Linked DNA regions of Homo sapiens: region 1 is linked to region 2. The links are chromatin loops, found by intact Hi-C in ENCODE. Cell type or tissue: A673. All regions are shown on one strand.

Region 1 (8,000 bases), 1.4 Mb before region 2:
TAAATATATAAATACATACTTAGATATATACACACACCTATATACACATACACATAAGTATATATACACACACACACTTAGAGATATATACGCACATATGTACATATATACACACTTGCATACACACATATATACACATGCACATAAATATATGTATACATACTTATATACACACATACATATGTACACTTGCACATACGTATATGTATTTATACACAGACACACATACATATATATCTGCATAATTTGAAGTAGAAAAAACTCAGTGCTTCAATGGAGGAGGAGTGGGCACAGTTCTGGGGATACTCCCTGGAAAGTGAGTGCACTCTCAGGTCAGTGGAATAGGTGGCTTTGAGGGTGAAGTTTCAAATTCGGGTAGGACTTAGAGCAGCAGCTTTCAACCAGAGATGATTTTGCCTCCTATGGGACCTTTGGCAATGCCTGGAGACATTTCTGGTTGTCACAACTAGGAGGAGAAAAAGTCAGCGATGCAGCTAAACATTCTCCAATGCACGGGACATGTCTTCATAACAAAGAATGATCTGTTCTAAAATGTCAACAGTGCTGCTCTAAAGAAATCTTGCTTTAGTTCAGGGGTGTCCAATCTTTTGGCTTTCCTGGGCCACATTGGAAGAAGAAGAATTGTCTTGGGCAACACATAAAATACACTGACATTAATGATAGTTGATGAGCTAAAAATAATTGCAAAAAAATCTCATAATGTTTTAAGAAAGGTTATGAAATTGTGTTGGGCCATATTCAAAGCCATCCTGGGCCACATGTGGCCTAGAGGCCACATGTTGGACAACCTTGCTTTAGATGGAGGGACATGGGTGTGGTGGGATATAAGATCCAGATGGCCAGGTGGCCAGGTATAGTTGTGCAGGTTGTATACTGACCAACCCCACTGGGTGCTAGTCACATTGCCTCTGATGGAGATGAGCCTCCTGGAGTTGTGCAGTGCAACAACCCTGCAGGTAGATGGAAAAGCATGAGCAAAGCTCAAAGGCAGGACAATTTGTGTTAGCTTTGGCTGGAGCATAGGGGACTTGGAGGGGGTTGAAAAAGAGTGAAAAGTTGGGCTTAGGTTTAGGACCTAGGACTTTGTTCTATAAGCAGTGAGGGACTATTGAAAGCTTTGGAGCAGGGGATGGAAAGGTCTGAATTGCTTTGGAAAGACCTGGTGGGCAGCAATTGTAGTGTAGACTAATGCCATCATGGTGGAGAGAGCTGAAGGAGGAGAGAGACTGTGAGAAGGGAAGACAGTAGGACAAACACTATGTGCCCTGTGGGATTGGAAGAGATGCATCTGGGGTCAGACATTGTGTGGAGGTGAATTAATGGGGCGAGAAGGGAATTTAGGATATCCGTGCAATCAGGGCCACCATCTCCAGGCCCTTCTTGAATCAGTCCCAAGTGGACATCCTCCCATTTGCTTTATCTCAAAACTGAGCACTCTCATCTTTCACTTGCTCACTGTGCCCTGAGGCCCTATTTTTGTATCATGTAACAAAGAGTTGTTCTCTAACATGGTAATTATTTTTCTTTGATGGTGACAATGAGATCCAGAGAAAAGGAAAGAAGAATGGACTTGAAACCCTCCTGAGGCTCTAATGATGGTGATTCTGCAAGGCTGAGAGCAGAGATTTACATATTTGCTGTCAAGGTGAAGGTACCACAACGTGGATGCCATCTGGCAGGCACCTGGGTGGCTGACACGCAACATCAAGTGCAGTATCATGAAAATTAGCCAAGCTGGGCCCTGGTACTTCATTGCTACCTGGTGTGACGGTGGACACCCAACATCCACACCCTGGCTCCCAGTCTCCCCACCTTTAAAATGGATTTGATCTCCAGATTGCTACGTTTGTGTCCATATGTAATGGACAAAAGTGGTGATGGACTAACAAATTACGGGATGAGGATCTGCAGGCTTTATTTACTACTAAAATGTTTATTTCATGTGTTGATTATCTGCAGCATCGCCACCTTGCAGTTAGTCACTGGAGTCCTCTCAGAATAGGAACCCACCACTGCTCCCGAGTAAGCCGGTGACCTGCAGCTAAAAAATTAATCCTTTCGTGTCTCAGTTTTCTGATCTTTACATCAGTGATGATAGCAGTGCCACCTTGTAGAGTTCTTGTGAAAATTAAATGAGTTAATGAACTTAAAGTGCCTAAACAGTAGCTGGCAGAAAGTAAATGCTCAATAAATGTTAGGTATTTTGACCATAATCGTCATTTTTTTCTCATTGGCCTCTTTTTTCTCTTCTTATGCCTTAGGATTTGAGAGATGTCCCTTAAACACCAACTGGTGTGTTCTGTGTAAAAGACACTCAACAGGCCGGGTGCAGTGGCTCACGCCTGTAATCCCAGCGCTTTGAGAGGCCGAGGCAGGCAGATCACTTGAGACCAGGAGTTCGAGATCAGCCTGGCCAACATGGCAAAACCTTGTCTCTACTAAAAAATACAAAGATTAGTCGGGTGTGGTGGCTTATGCCTGTAGTTCCAGCTACTTGGGAGGCTGAGGCATGAGAATCGCTTGAACCTGGGAGGCGGAGGTTGTGGTGAGCCAAGACTGTGCCACTGCATTCCAGCCTGGGTGACAGAGTGAGAATTTGTCTCAAAAAAAAAATAAAATAAAATAAAATAAATAAATAAATAAATAAATAAAGGCACTCAACAGGGTAGACATAGGAAGTAATCCTGGTCTGGCTTGGCCTGGCTTAGCCTCTGGAGGCGGCTGTTTTTCCACCTGGTAAATTGATGATTTTCATTGCGTATTTTCTCTGAGTGTTTGTTAACTCCAGGGCAGTCTTTTGGAGTTAGTTTGTCATTGACTTGAACCCACCAGAGAAGAGTTGACCTCTCATTCTGCATCTGGCATTCAGGGTACGGCGCCAGGACTCAATCAACAAAGAGTGGAAATAGCCATTGGCCGTTGAGGACCCGCCAGGCCTTGGCATGCCAGAGGGAATGTCTTTTTTGGTTATGCCCGGTAAGTACAACAAACTAAAAGAGAAAAAATAAATAAATTTGGACAAAGCGATCTCAATTCATGTGTTTTGAAGAAACCTGGAATAACTTAGAGAAGAGAGATGACAAATATATGTTTCCGGAAAATATTAGCTGAAACTGCAACCACCGTTGTAAACATTTGCCGTCCTCCTGCAGAGGAGGGAGCACGCCACCTCATCTTGTTGCATTTAAGTCCATATATAATGGATAAAAGTGCTGATGGACTAACCAATTATGGGGTGAGGATCTGCAGATTTTATTTACTATGAAAACGTGTATTTTATCGGTTGGTTATTTAAATAAATGGCTGGAATACAAATCAACTGACAAAAACCATCGTTCCTCTCAAGGATGAAATATTTGAATTCATTATTCAAAGGCTTTTGGAAGCCTCTGGATGACTGAGTGGATTTGTCACCAGTCTTGTTGATCGCTGATAGAAGTTCCTGACATGGGGTTTAGGGTTGCTTTCTGGTAAGATTCCAGGGGCAGCCTTTTGGAGTTAGTGTGTCATTGAATCGGACCTGTCAGAAAAGAGTTGGCCTCTCATTCTGCATCTGGCAATTTGGGGTATGGCACAGGGTAAGAGCCTGCTGTGGTGGGGCCCTCTGCCAGGTACTTTTGTCTTCTGTATCTCATTTAAATCACACAGGACAGGCTCCTCTGCCTCAAAACTGGCCCCCTCTTGGCGAATCTTGTCAGCATTCACATGGCAATATAATACCAGAATTCACCCTGGGAACCCTTCTGAACAGGCCTTCCTCCAGCCAAGCCTTGTGTGGCCCCACCCTGGGTCCATGAGCAGACACGGCCACAGGGTGTCGCTGTCCCACTGGGCTGGGCCACGCTGAGCATTTATCTGGCTGTTAAAAAACCCCGTCTCTTAAAGAAAACAGTGCAACACGCAGTTGCGTAGCTACTCAGACAGGCCTTAATTATAATGCAAACCTTGTCAAAAAGATGATGTTTACTGTAGGAGGCATTTTACAGGACTAACTTTCACATGCTAGATTCAGTTTTCAACAAAATAAAAAAGAGAAGAAAAAGAAAAGAAAAGCAAGAGAGAAATCAAATGAGCCTTCTCAACACTTGATACCTCACGTTGTGATATTTTGATATGTTATGTGGTTGTGTTGCGGGATGATGAATGTCAGAATGAAGTTTTTTCTTCTTTTTCTTTTTCTTCCTTTTTTCTCTTTTCCTTCCTTTTTTTCTTTTTTCCTTCTGGCAGCTTTGTTTTTTTTCTTCTTCCAAGAGCTACAAAAAAAATGTTTTTCAAATGAACACAGGCAAGGATATGTCACCCAGTGATGGATAGCTCACTCCGGCTCAGCTTTTGATAATTAAGTTCTACTCTTCACAGACGAAGGCCATTCTGCCAAATCTAAAATACCCCAGAAAATGTAAAATTAGAACCTTATGAGAAAAAAGATTAAAAGAGCTAAATATATATGTATGTAGTTTGGTTAGGTGGTGATTGGCATGGGGTGGGGTGCGGAGAAGGGATTGATTTGATAACTGCCTACAAATCTGCACAGAGACACATGGCAAGGAAGAAGGGGGATATTTACACAGGGAGACAAGGTCAGATTAAGAGTAATTAAATGACCTAAATAATAATAACAGCAATAATAATAATAATAAAGAACATTTACGACAAATATCACACAATCGTGACTGACAAGAGCTAGCACTTAACTAAGGTAGAGCCGCCTAAGGGACACAATAGACACTTGAACCCTTAAGACATTTCCTATGCATCTTCCCTATGCACAGGCAGGTAATACTCTACAGAGACTGAAAATCCCTCTTGGTTTCCCAGAGGTTGGGCAAGCTTTCTTAAAGCTCTGAATTCTGCATCTACAAATCTTACATTAAGAGCCCTGAGGTTACACAGCATTAAATACAATTTGCTAACTGAAATGCTCAACTGGTTCTAAATCATAAGCTGGGGAGTCCATGGGGCTGCTCCGGAAACCTCCCGTGAAGTCCCAGCCAAGGTCAAGGAGATCCCGATACTTGCATGCGGCAGTGTCTCTCGATCTCTCATTGCTTGGAGGCCACCATCTTGTTTTGCTGCATTTGCCACTCACCTACCACGCGCAGGCTGCACTGGTGGAAAATCCGGCCCTGAAACCCGCCTGTCGTTTCACCATGGATCACCACCACCGACCACAACAAGCACCAGGGATTGCTCAGTGATTTATTAGAAGAGACTGCAAAAGATACTTTAAAAGCAAATTCTCTTACCCCCGTGTAATGTACCACGGCAGGGAGGAAAGGCCAATAACCCATGTGGCCATTACATTCTTGGCACCCTCTTAGTTGGCTCACTCAAGTGGGCAGGAGCCGGGTTTCATAAACCGTTCCTATCTTGAGGACTCCTGGCGTTCATTTGATCGCCCTGAAAGCTGGATCCTTATCTGCTGCAGTAATTTATCTTTTTGGAAGGAGAAAGCAGCGGCAAAGACAGATGCAGTTGATAAATACACTATTTTCCAGCGTACAATCAGTCTCAGTTAAATGTTAAAGGGCTGCCTTTTTGCTGTGAAACTGATATTTCGAAGTGCCCCAACTGGGGTGCGTTCTCCCCGCCCCCACCTCTGTCTGCCCAGGAGACACTTAAGGAGCCCAGTGAGAAATTTCTCAAGCCTGTAGGGAGGATGAGGGGGATAAAGAGGAAAGAGAGAATGACCAGGTCAGGCCTAATTGGTATTTCTTCTTTGCCAAGAAGCCCATAGATTGTGTTTCTGATTTTTTTTTTTTTTTTTTGCCTCCTATTGCAAGCTGGCCTTAAGGGCTGGCTGGTCTGACCCTGGGCTCAAGGGGACTGAGATAGCTTAAACCTGCTTTCTGTCAGAACTCCCTCCCCACTGAGATGGCGTGGTGGGAACCCAGAGATAAAAAAACGGGAACTGACTTCTTCCATGGAGCAGGAAAACAACCAGGAGGAAAGGAAGACTTCCTGCTCCTCTCTGTCAGCCGATAAGCCTAATTGGCTGGGTCTGCCTGCTGCACATTGATTATGTCTCCTAATAAAGCACTATTGATTGGCACGTGGTGCAGCCGGCGCCAGCATGGGCAGTATTCCCGCCCCTACTATTTCTCCAGCAACCTTTTTCTGTGCTCCGCTTCTTAGCATTATAAATTGGGGTCAACAGTGAGTCCACCTGTCTCAGAGACCTCAGAACAACTTTCTGACCACTCCAGAATCCGGTATGTTACCCCTTTTGGGCAGAAAAGGTGCCTTGGAAGAGCTGAATTGCTAATGTTATTCTGAGCATGGTTTATGTTTTAAATAAACCTCAGAATTAATTTAAGTGCTGCTCAGAGGCCCCAAGCCCATGTAGCCTGGCTGGGAGGGAAGATTCATGAAGTCTGGGCTGGCTCTGGATTGAGATGGGAGAGCAGAGCCAGGCTGTCCAGAACCATAGAACATTATGGTTACAGCTGAATGAATCCAGCTACGTCATGTTACTACCCGGCGACTTCATTCTTTCATGGGTAAAATGGAGATAATAATAGTACTTACCAAAAAGGATGTTGCAAGAACTAATTTTACCCCCCCATATAAAGCTTAGAACAATACTTGGTCCAAAGCTAGTGCTGCTCAATGAATCTTAGCAAATATTAGGATGCTGTTTCCTATTTTCATCCATGTCACTCCTTAAATCATACCCAGGTGTATTGAGGCACTAAGCATTGAAAACATGATGCTGAGAGGACTGGGCTGTAGAGAAACTTCCTTCTATGATGTAAGATAATTCTGAAAGCAATATGGCAGCACTTGGTCAACTTTAGCATATGTATAATCAAGCCTCAGTCATTCTGCCCCTGTGTATATGCCCCAAGGAAATTCCCACGCAAGTCCATGGTGAAGGGCTATCAAGAGGAAATTCATTGTGTTCTACTTTCTGGTGGTGGGAACTTGGAGAAAGTCCAGGGATTTACCACTGGGAAAACTGAAAACATTCACCATGGAGAACTGTGAAGCAGATAGAAGCAACAGACTAGGTGTATGGACAGCATTGGGGCTAGAGCTTCAATGCATGGTATTAGGTTAAAAAAGTAAGAAATATAATGAGATAGGTAACTCGATGCCACTTATGTAGACTAAATATTCATGCAAACAAAAAATACAGATTTTGTAAGGATACATGCAACAATCATGAAGATACACATTAGAAGAGTTGCCTATGGGGGAGGAGGGAAATGGGAGTTAATGGGAATAATCAGATAACCAAACATGTACAGTGAAGGAGGTCTTGCCCAGACCAATGATGGCAAGGTATCATGAACAGAGAATAAAATTAACTCAACTTCTTACCCCTGAGGTCCAAAAAGAAGGCCCCTTATCACTACATGTTACTAAAACTGAAACAATTATATATGCATTCCTACTTCATATATTACACACATACATGTCATACATTCTCTATGTATGTGTTAAACTATGAACTAAGTATACAGAAGTTTAACAAAGTTATGGTTTTTACTCATTAAGCAAACTTTTCATTTTCACTTCAAAAGTGGGGAGAGTCAGAGGAGGGTCAGGGTTGAAGAGTTACTTATCAGGTACAATGTTTACTATTTGGTTAATGGGTATACTAAAAGCCCAATCCCCACCACTACAAAATATACCCACATAACAAACATGCACATGTAATCCCTGAATCTAAAATAAAATTAAATTTAAATTTATTTATTTTGAAATAATTTTAAATTTACAGAAAACTTACAAAGATAGTACAGAGAGTTCCTGTATGCCCTTCATCCAGCTTCCCCTAATGTTAACATTTTACAGAACCATGAGACATTTGTTACATCTAAGAAACTAACATTGCTACAGTTACTATTAACTAACCTCCAGACTTTATTAGCATTTCACTGTTTCCCCACTAATGTAGAATACAAATTTTTGCAGTACATTTAATTGTCATGTCTCTTATGCCTCCAATCTATAACAGTTTCTCAGACTTCTCA
Region 2 (8,000 bases):
TGCAGATGTCAATGAGGAGGGAGCAGGATGGTGGTTATGTTACCATAAGGCACGGAAGGGCCAACTTAATGTGTTCCCGGGGCTCTCTGTAAGTCATTTTTTGGCACTGGGAGTACATTTCTCCATAGAGACATTTCTGTACAATATGGAAAGATTCCCAGCCCAGCCTCTCAAAGTATTTAACCCACAGTGGATAGACGCATTGCAAGAGGAGCGCTGAGTTCCAAATTGTTGTGAGTCCCTTTAGCTCCTGGACTGAACCCCAGCTCCAGAGGAAGGAAAATTAGGAAAGGAAAGGGATGCTGTCAATAAGGAAGACTCGGTCAACCGGCCTCGAAGTAAGGATTCCTCAGTTGAAGACTCTCCACGCTTCCTTTTAAAATCAATACTGGTGATACCTTGCATTTATGTATGTTTTATATTTTACAAACTTTCTCATTGGATCATCATAACAATATTTTTCAAGAGGCAACAGTTTTAGTGATTATTCATTAACCAACTTGGGGGAAAAAGATTCTAACATCTTGATAATATTCCAAATAAATGGCACGACATCCTTTGGAAATCTTGTTTTCCTTTCAAATCTGTAGGTCTGGTGATTATTATTATTATTTTGTACACTACTTCATTCTTCTAGACTGAGATTCTTCTAGGATATTTCAGAGGTAATTATAATAAAGTAAATAACAGACTAGAGCTGAATTTAATCCCTCTACCATGCTCCCCACAAAAAAAAAAAAACCCTAGATGAAATAAGTTACATAATTTGTTTTATGTTATATCTTTTCCAGGAAAAAGAGAAATTTCTGACATTCCAATCTTGCACCAGGGTTTCTTAATTCATATCTGAAATGCTATGATAGTCTGCTAGTCAAAGCAATCCAAAATGAATTCTAGCAGCCAAGGCTAAAATAGCACCCCAGGGAAAATAGCAGGATCTTCACACCTTTACATCAATTTGAATTTCAGGGTGGTTAAAACTATTTAAAGCAGCAGAATTCATCTTTTTTTTCTTTACATATAGAATGTGTGAAATGTGTGTATGTGTGTGTGTGCACATGTGCGTGTGTATATTTAACGAAGGTTGTCAAAATTTAGCCAAATCCTACAGAAACAAGGTTAAAACACAAACCCTGGCTGTTTACTCCAGTTTTTCTCTCCACACACTAAGAGTTAAGAGAGATGGCAAGGCTGTCACTTGGAATTTCCTAGCTCCTGTCACTTTGTCTCAGCATCTTCAGCATTTTTAGTGTTGTTCCTATTGTGTGCAGAGCAGAGGCACTAGGAACGATCCTCTTAACATTCCTGAGATGTACCAGGCACATCCTAGGACTTGGTACCAGTAAAGCTCAACTCTCACACAGCTCATGTAAGGGTTAAAAACAGAAAGTCCTACCCACTGGTTTGCTCTGATGTTCCTGGAGATACTGTCACTGGATGTATCCTCAGTAGAATTCTATTCAACACCTCTGTCTTTAAGTACAAAGCTGTAGGCTGTAGCAGCTTTAAGAAACATAAGTATCCCTTTTTTCTGCTGCACAGTATCTGTGTGTGAAATTCTCTAAAGGGGTTTAAGTATTTACCCTGAACACTATCAGACGGTTTCTAAAATTTTCCTTATCCAGTTGCAAAAACACTTCAAAGAGAATCATAAACACAGTCCTTTGTGCTTTCGAAGCACACTGTGTTTTTGAGGCTTAAGCCTGAATTCTCTTGGAATTGTATATTCTTTTTTCCCAAAAAGACAGGATACACAACACTTTCTTGTAAAATTCCTTACTAAAGGTACAGACACTCAGGGAAAAAAATGGAAAACTCTGAAATTCATAAGATAATCAAAAAAGGAATAAAAACTTATAAGAAATTCACTGCTAAATTACATGTAAAATTTCTCCCCAGATGTTTTACTTTTAATAGAACAATATAGCTGTGGGGAATTGGAGTGGGTGGGGAATTAGAGTGGGTGGGTAGGAAGGAGAATGGAAAGAACCGAGCTTCCCTGAACACCTTTAAGATAACCAAAAACCAAAGATTTAAACCAAAGATTTTAAGCTGCTCCAGCTGCAAGTGACTTTTTCGTTTTTCCAGATTTTCAAAGCTAAACGTAAAGGTCCTAAAACTCAGTGCCTGCACACCAGTTTCAGAAACTGAATTTTTGGATGCTTATGACTCTTTATCCACCTCTAATCTGTGCTTATCTTGAGTCACTCAGCACTGCCCCAGTCAAAAAAGAGAATTTACATTTTAATTTAAAACCACTAGACATCTCACATCTGATCCTAAATTACTATAATATACTCTGCTCTTAAATCAGAAATGCTAACCCTGAAAAATGGGAGACTGGATTATGTTGGCTGATGTAACTTAATGTGCACATTAACACTGAAAAGAAGGGTGAAAAAAATTATACACACACACACACACAAAAATTGGTGACTTTCCCATTAATGCAAACAAAAAAATTCGATATTTATATTTCCATCACTTTCTTCTGCACATCCCCAAAAATCTTCAATCCTAGAAGGAAGTTTAAAATAAACTTAGCTAATTGAACTATAATACAATAGCAAATACCAGTATACTCAGTAAAAATTTCAGTAAATGAAAAAGCAGCCTTGTTCCTGTATTCAGTTTTAAAGAATTTAATCTAAAGCACTGTGATGAGAACTTCATTAATCTCTCCAAAAATAAACAAACTACTGCTCGGCTCAGTCATTCCCTATGACTATGTAAACTACATGAAGTGTAACCTATGCTGAGGAAGACTCATCCACACAGCCATGGGCAGGCTCCTGGCAAGGGCCTTCCCAGATGATTTACATAGGCCAAAATAGCAGGGGAAAAGGCATGACTCATCTTAAAATTAAACTATTATAACTAACTTGTCAGGCACAACCTTTACCTTCTTAAGTACATTTCTCTCTTAAAACTTTAACAACAAGAAACTGGTTACATTATTAAATAAAACACCTACTCATTTTCCACATGTCTCTGCTCTCCTGTGCCAAATTTTAACATAAATGGATAGAATTAAATGTAGCCTATAGCTTACCTAACATAATTATATGTTGTGTTTTACACTGTTTCCAAACGGATACATTAAAATAATCCAGTCTTGGCTCCTACCCACTAAAGTCAATAAAGGTTATTAAGGCCAACTGCCATATAAATGCATTGCTATAACAGCACAAGGAATTGTCAGAACAGGAAACGCAATTCAAAACATTCAAAACCATCAGGATCTACTTTTTATTCTAAAAGAAAAAACCAAGGAAAACAGCAAGAAGAATTTCTCTCCAGTATCGAAATCATCACTACTTTCGAAAATGTTTACTCTGGAAACGATTGTCGAATATTTCCACTGGATTATACCAAATTGACCTTTTTTTTTTTTAAGGTCAATAGGAAATGAATAAATGTCATCAATTTAGAGGATTTCGCACCTAGCATTCTTTTCTGTATCATTGTGAATTTGATAGTGTTAAAACATTTTTATAGGTAAAATAAATGTCAGTTTTGCAAAGAGCGATACCAGACCCTGAGAGACAAATGGCCTATCCATTGAATCTCTGGCTACAGCAAGACTTGCCCACCTCACAGGAGACTTCAGCTTTTCATATTTCTCTTTACCCAGAAAGCAAAGCAGCTGTACAGTTTCTTTCAAATGGTAACTCTCTCTTATCCTGAAGAGTCTTCTCATAATACAATCATCTTGGATGGCAGGGGCGGTGGGGGTAGGAAGTGCATCGGGTTTTAAAAAAATTAAAATAAAAAACAAATATTTGAATAGTATTATAGTGTTATAATGCCATCCTCAATAGGGAGCAAAGAGGAGGGGAAAGGCCAGACTAAATTCCTGGGTTATAAGAAAGGGTTATGTTGCTTTGGGCTTAATGGCTCATAAATTCATGAGGTAATATTCAGGGAAAATGTGATATTTTATCAGAATGTCATTCAAATATAAGGTTTAACATTTACATCACAAGAGCATGGATGGAGTAAAACTATCCGCTGGGAGAAAAAATGGCAAGAATAAACAGTGTGATAAAAATGGTGTTTTCTGGGACAGGAAATGGGAAGTGGAGGATGGGGGAGTTTTAGAGACAGCTGACTAAACTTTTTGAAATATGTGACTGGTTATGACATGTGAAGCAATTACCATTAATGGAAGAAAAGCGATTTCAAAGCTCATTTTCCATTCTTCTATATCCTTCCTGAGACTACACCTTGCAGCCACAAAGTGAAAAAAGAGCACAAAGACAGAAATCACAGCGCAAGTCTCTTCCCTGGTACGAGGGCCGATAAAGGTTGCTTTACTCATAAGCAAAAGGGGAAAAGTAATGCACATATTCCCTGAGGTTTTTTATTTTCTCAGCAAAAGAGATCGATGTTATTTTGCAGAACAGACAAAATGCATTGATTTAAAGAAATCCTTCCACAACACGCACGATTTTACAATTCAAAAAAAAGTATAAAGATAAAAAAGAATCATTTGTCTAAAATGATAATAATTTTGAGTAAGATAGTCCCTGGAAGCAAAGTGAGGACACTCAGAAATTCCATTTGGATTAGTCTAATGCTATAGAATCCAAATGTGCACCAAACACTGTACTTTTTATGTTAAATTGCTGTTGAATTTGTTAACCCACAACTGATATCCTGTGCTATGGAATCTTGGAGATTACAGCTAACTTGAAGCAACAGGGATAATTCTTGACAGTTAATGGTATTTTTGTATGCGTTTTCCTGAAAGGCTAACATCTTGGGGCCTCAATCTGGTAGCTCAACATTGCCCCCTACTGCTTGCAACTGAGAAAATATGAGGTGGGCTGGTACCAAGTAGAAATCTAACCAGCCACTGCCAATTCCACCCGAGTATACAAATACCAGATGGTACTAAACGAACAGAACCACAGAACCGTAGATTCATCCAACAATTATTCTGTTCTGTCTTGTCCAATAGAAAAAAGAAATCACTATGAATTTGTAAAAAGTCACTGTAAAAGGCTTGAAGCAATGCTTACATTTAATTTGGAAGAAACATCCCTTTTATCTGGACCTAAATCTTCACTCTGCTGATAAAGATCATCCCAAGACACGCTGAGGAGAGACACTGAGGCCACTGATCTCCCTCAGAACACTTAGAAATGACACGCCAACTTCTGGGAAACCAGCACCAGAGAGTTCGCAGAATTGCTTTTCCTTTTAGTATTTTTTATACAAGAGCGACAAAACAAATAACAGATATTTCCTCTTAACGCATGTGCCACCACCTTCAAATTATTTATACACAAATTTACATAGATATAACTAAATTCCTTAAATGAATTCATAATGAATATCACTTGTAAGCTCACAATACCAAATATTTTATTTTTTATTTGTGTGTGTGTACGTGAGACAAGGTCTCACTCTGTCACCCAGGCTAGAGTGCAGTAACGCGATCACAGCTCACTGTAGCCTTGAACTCCTGGGCTCCAATGATCCTCCCACCTCAGCTTCCCAAGTAGCTCAGACCATAGACATGCACCACCACACATGGATAATTTTTTTTAATTTAGTAGAGACAAAGTCTCACTATGTTGCCCAGGCTAGTCTCAAACTCCTGGGATCAAGCAATCCTCCCAACTTGGCTTCCCAAAGTGCTGAGAAGACAGGCATTAGCCACCATGCTGGGCCAGATTTTACTTAAAAAAAATAAAAAAAAAAAAGCTCTTGAACAAAAACAATTTTTTTTTAATTTGGTTTTTAAAAAACAAAATCAAGGGCTAGGCATGGTGGTTCACGCCTGTAATCCCAACACTCTGGGAGGCTGAGGCAGGTGGATCACCTGAGGTCAGGAGTTGGAGACCAGCCTGGCCAACATGGTGAAACCCCATCTCTACTAAAAAATACCAAAATTAGCCAGGCATGGTGGCGGGCCCCTGTTATCCCAGCTACTAGGGAGGCTGAGGCAGGAGAATCACTTGAACTCGGGAGGCGGAGGTTGCAGTGAGCTGAGATCGCGCCATCGCACTCCAGCCTGGGCAACAGAGCAAGACTCCGTCTCAAAAAAAAAAAAAAATCAATAAGAGCTCCTTTCTTATTTGCTCTTCAACTCTAATTCACAGAGTTGTCAAATTACAACTTCAAAGTCAAGCTGATGTCTTAGAGCCAAGGTTCATCAAGTTAAGAGGTTCTAACTCATATGTAAATGGACAAAATCAGAATTACACAGTAGGGGGAAAAAATGTTGCCCTGAAATTGAAGCTGCCTTTATATAAGCAGCCCATAAAAATGGAGAGTACTCATAACAGGCTTAGTTTAGGAACAGAACTGACTAAGGAGATTTAGGCACAGACTTTTCATTAACTCCAATTCAGTTTCACAATGCTCAGTTTTGCATCGATTCAGGTCTTTGGAGAAATCAATTTTTGTGATACTATTAATACATTAAAAGGATTATAACATTCCTTCCCCAGACGTATATCCATGAAAAGGTATGATTTAAAGATTTGAGATGTCTGGAAAGCAAGGACTTTTGGATTCTGATCCAGACTTTTAAACTGGGGCCTTCAAAGTTGTGACTTGACATTTTCATTATTATAAAGTAGGAATTAGGGTAGATCCTATGTTAAGTGTTCTTATCACAATAATAATAATTATAATAAATAAGACAGAAGAAAACTTTTGGAGGTGATGGATAGGTTTATGGCATAGACTGCTGTGATGGTTTCATGAAGGTACATGTATCTCTAAACTCAGGTTGTACACATTAAATACGTACAGCTTTTTGTAGGGCAATCATACCCCAATAAAATGGCTTTAAAAAAATAAAATAGGGATTAGCAATAGCTATCCATTTTTGCAGATTAGTTCATTGTTTCCAGTACATTTCAAATTCTGTGCAGAGGTACTATCTCCAGAGTTTGCAGGCTTTTACCACTTTTCTACTACATTCCAAATCCAATTGTTTGAAGGCAGAACAGTGAGGTGGTGAAGGGCAAGGACCCCAGAGGCAGCCTTCTAGAGTTCAGATTCCAGCTCCCTCACCTATTAGCTGGGTGACCTCGAGGAAGTTACACAAACCCTTTGTGTTTTGGTCTCCTCGTTAGAAAAATGGGGAATATATTACACCTATGTTGTGGGTTGTCATAAAAGTTAAAGAAGTTTTACAGAAAACACCTAGAATAATGTCTGGTACTTAATAAGTATTATGTAAGTGTTTGTTATTATTATTATTATTACTATTATTTAAATTAAGACTTAATGCAAGACCTCCATGTGGCTTCAACCTGCCTTCCAGCTACATTTCCTCCCACATCATCTGCACTACTTGCTCTGGTCACACCTGACTTCTGGCCTTGTTTTTAGTTTCTGGATTCTAATGTTCTTCCCCAGATCCCCCATCCCATCATACTCCTCAGCATCCAAGGGCCCCAAAAACCACATCTGCCATTTCACCACCATCCCAGCCGGCTCAAGTGGTCTGAATGTAATACTCCCTCCTCTGGAACTATGATTTTCTTTTAACGTTTCACATCTATTACCAGATTTCAATTTAGCTAATGTCATACCTGGTGATATTCGTGCCCCTCTCCTTGTTCAACTGTTGGGACACAGTGGTTGAGAGCATAAGCTGTGGAGCCAGCCTGCCTGAGTTTCCACCTTGCTGTGCCACTTACTCAGTGACCCTGGGGGAGGCCCTTCATTTCCCTGCCCCTCAGTTTTCACATCCACAAATTAAGGCCTGGAAAAGTTTCTATACCTCTTAGCATTGCTGTAAAAATTTTTTAAAGTTAATACTGAGAAAACAGAGTAGCACCTGATGCATATAAAAATGCAAATGAATGTTAAATATTATTTTCGAATTGTTATCCTCTTATCACCACTTCATAGTATATGTCCAGCACATGCCCTATGAGGAGAAAATACTCAATAAATGCTTATTGAACTAAACTGAGGTTGTACTGACAAAATCCTGGCTATACCCATCACCTTACCAAGAAGAATCTAACTTG

What was found. A loop is a pair of places that touch in the nucleus more often than their neighbours do. Peaks named below come from ENCODE experiments on the same cell type or tissue, not always from the same donor. Only the 100,000 strongest peaks of a DNase experiment are listed, where the experiment ranks them.
Region 1: a loop joins it to region 2, with 6 times the contacts of the local background. A loop is called at or near these places in 6 of 110 quality-filtered maps.

What each region holds. Positions count from the first base shown.
Region 1 is chr16:55,253,993-55,261,992 of GRCh38, reverse strand. No RefSeq gene overlaps it. Among named protein-coding and RNA genes, the nearest start is that of IRX6, 66 kb to the left of the region's middle. In A673, a CTCF peak has its summit at 3,826 (motif pointing right); a DNase peak (open chromatin) is centred at 3,842.
Region 2 is chr16:53,889,058-53,897,057 of GRCh38, reverse strand. All of the region lies in intron 7 of FTO (FTO alpha-ketoglutarate dependent dioxygenase), which reads right to left. Among named protein-coding and RNA genes, the nearest start is that of FTO-IT1, 150 kb to the left of the region's middle. In A673, a CTCF peak has its summit at 4,796 (motif pointing left); a DNase peak (open chromatin) is centred at 4,767; H3K27ac peaks cover 953 bases.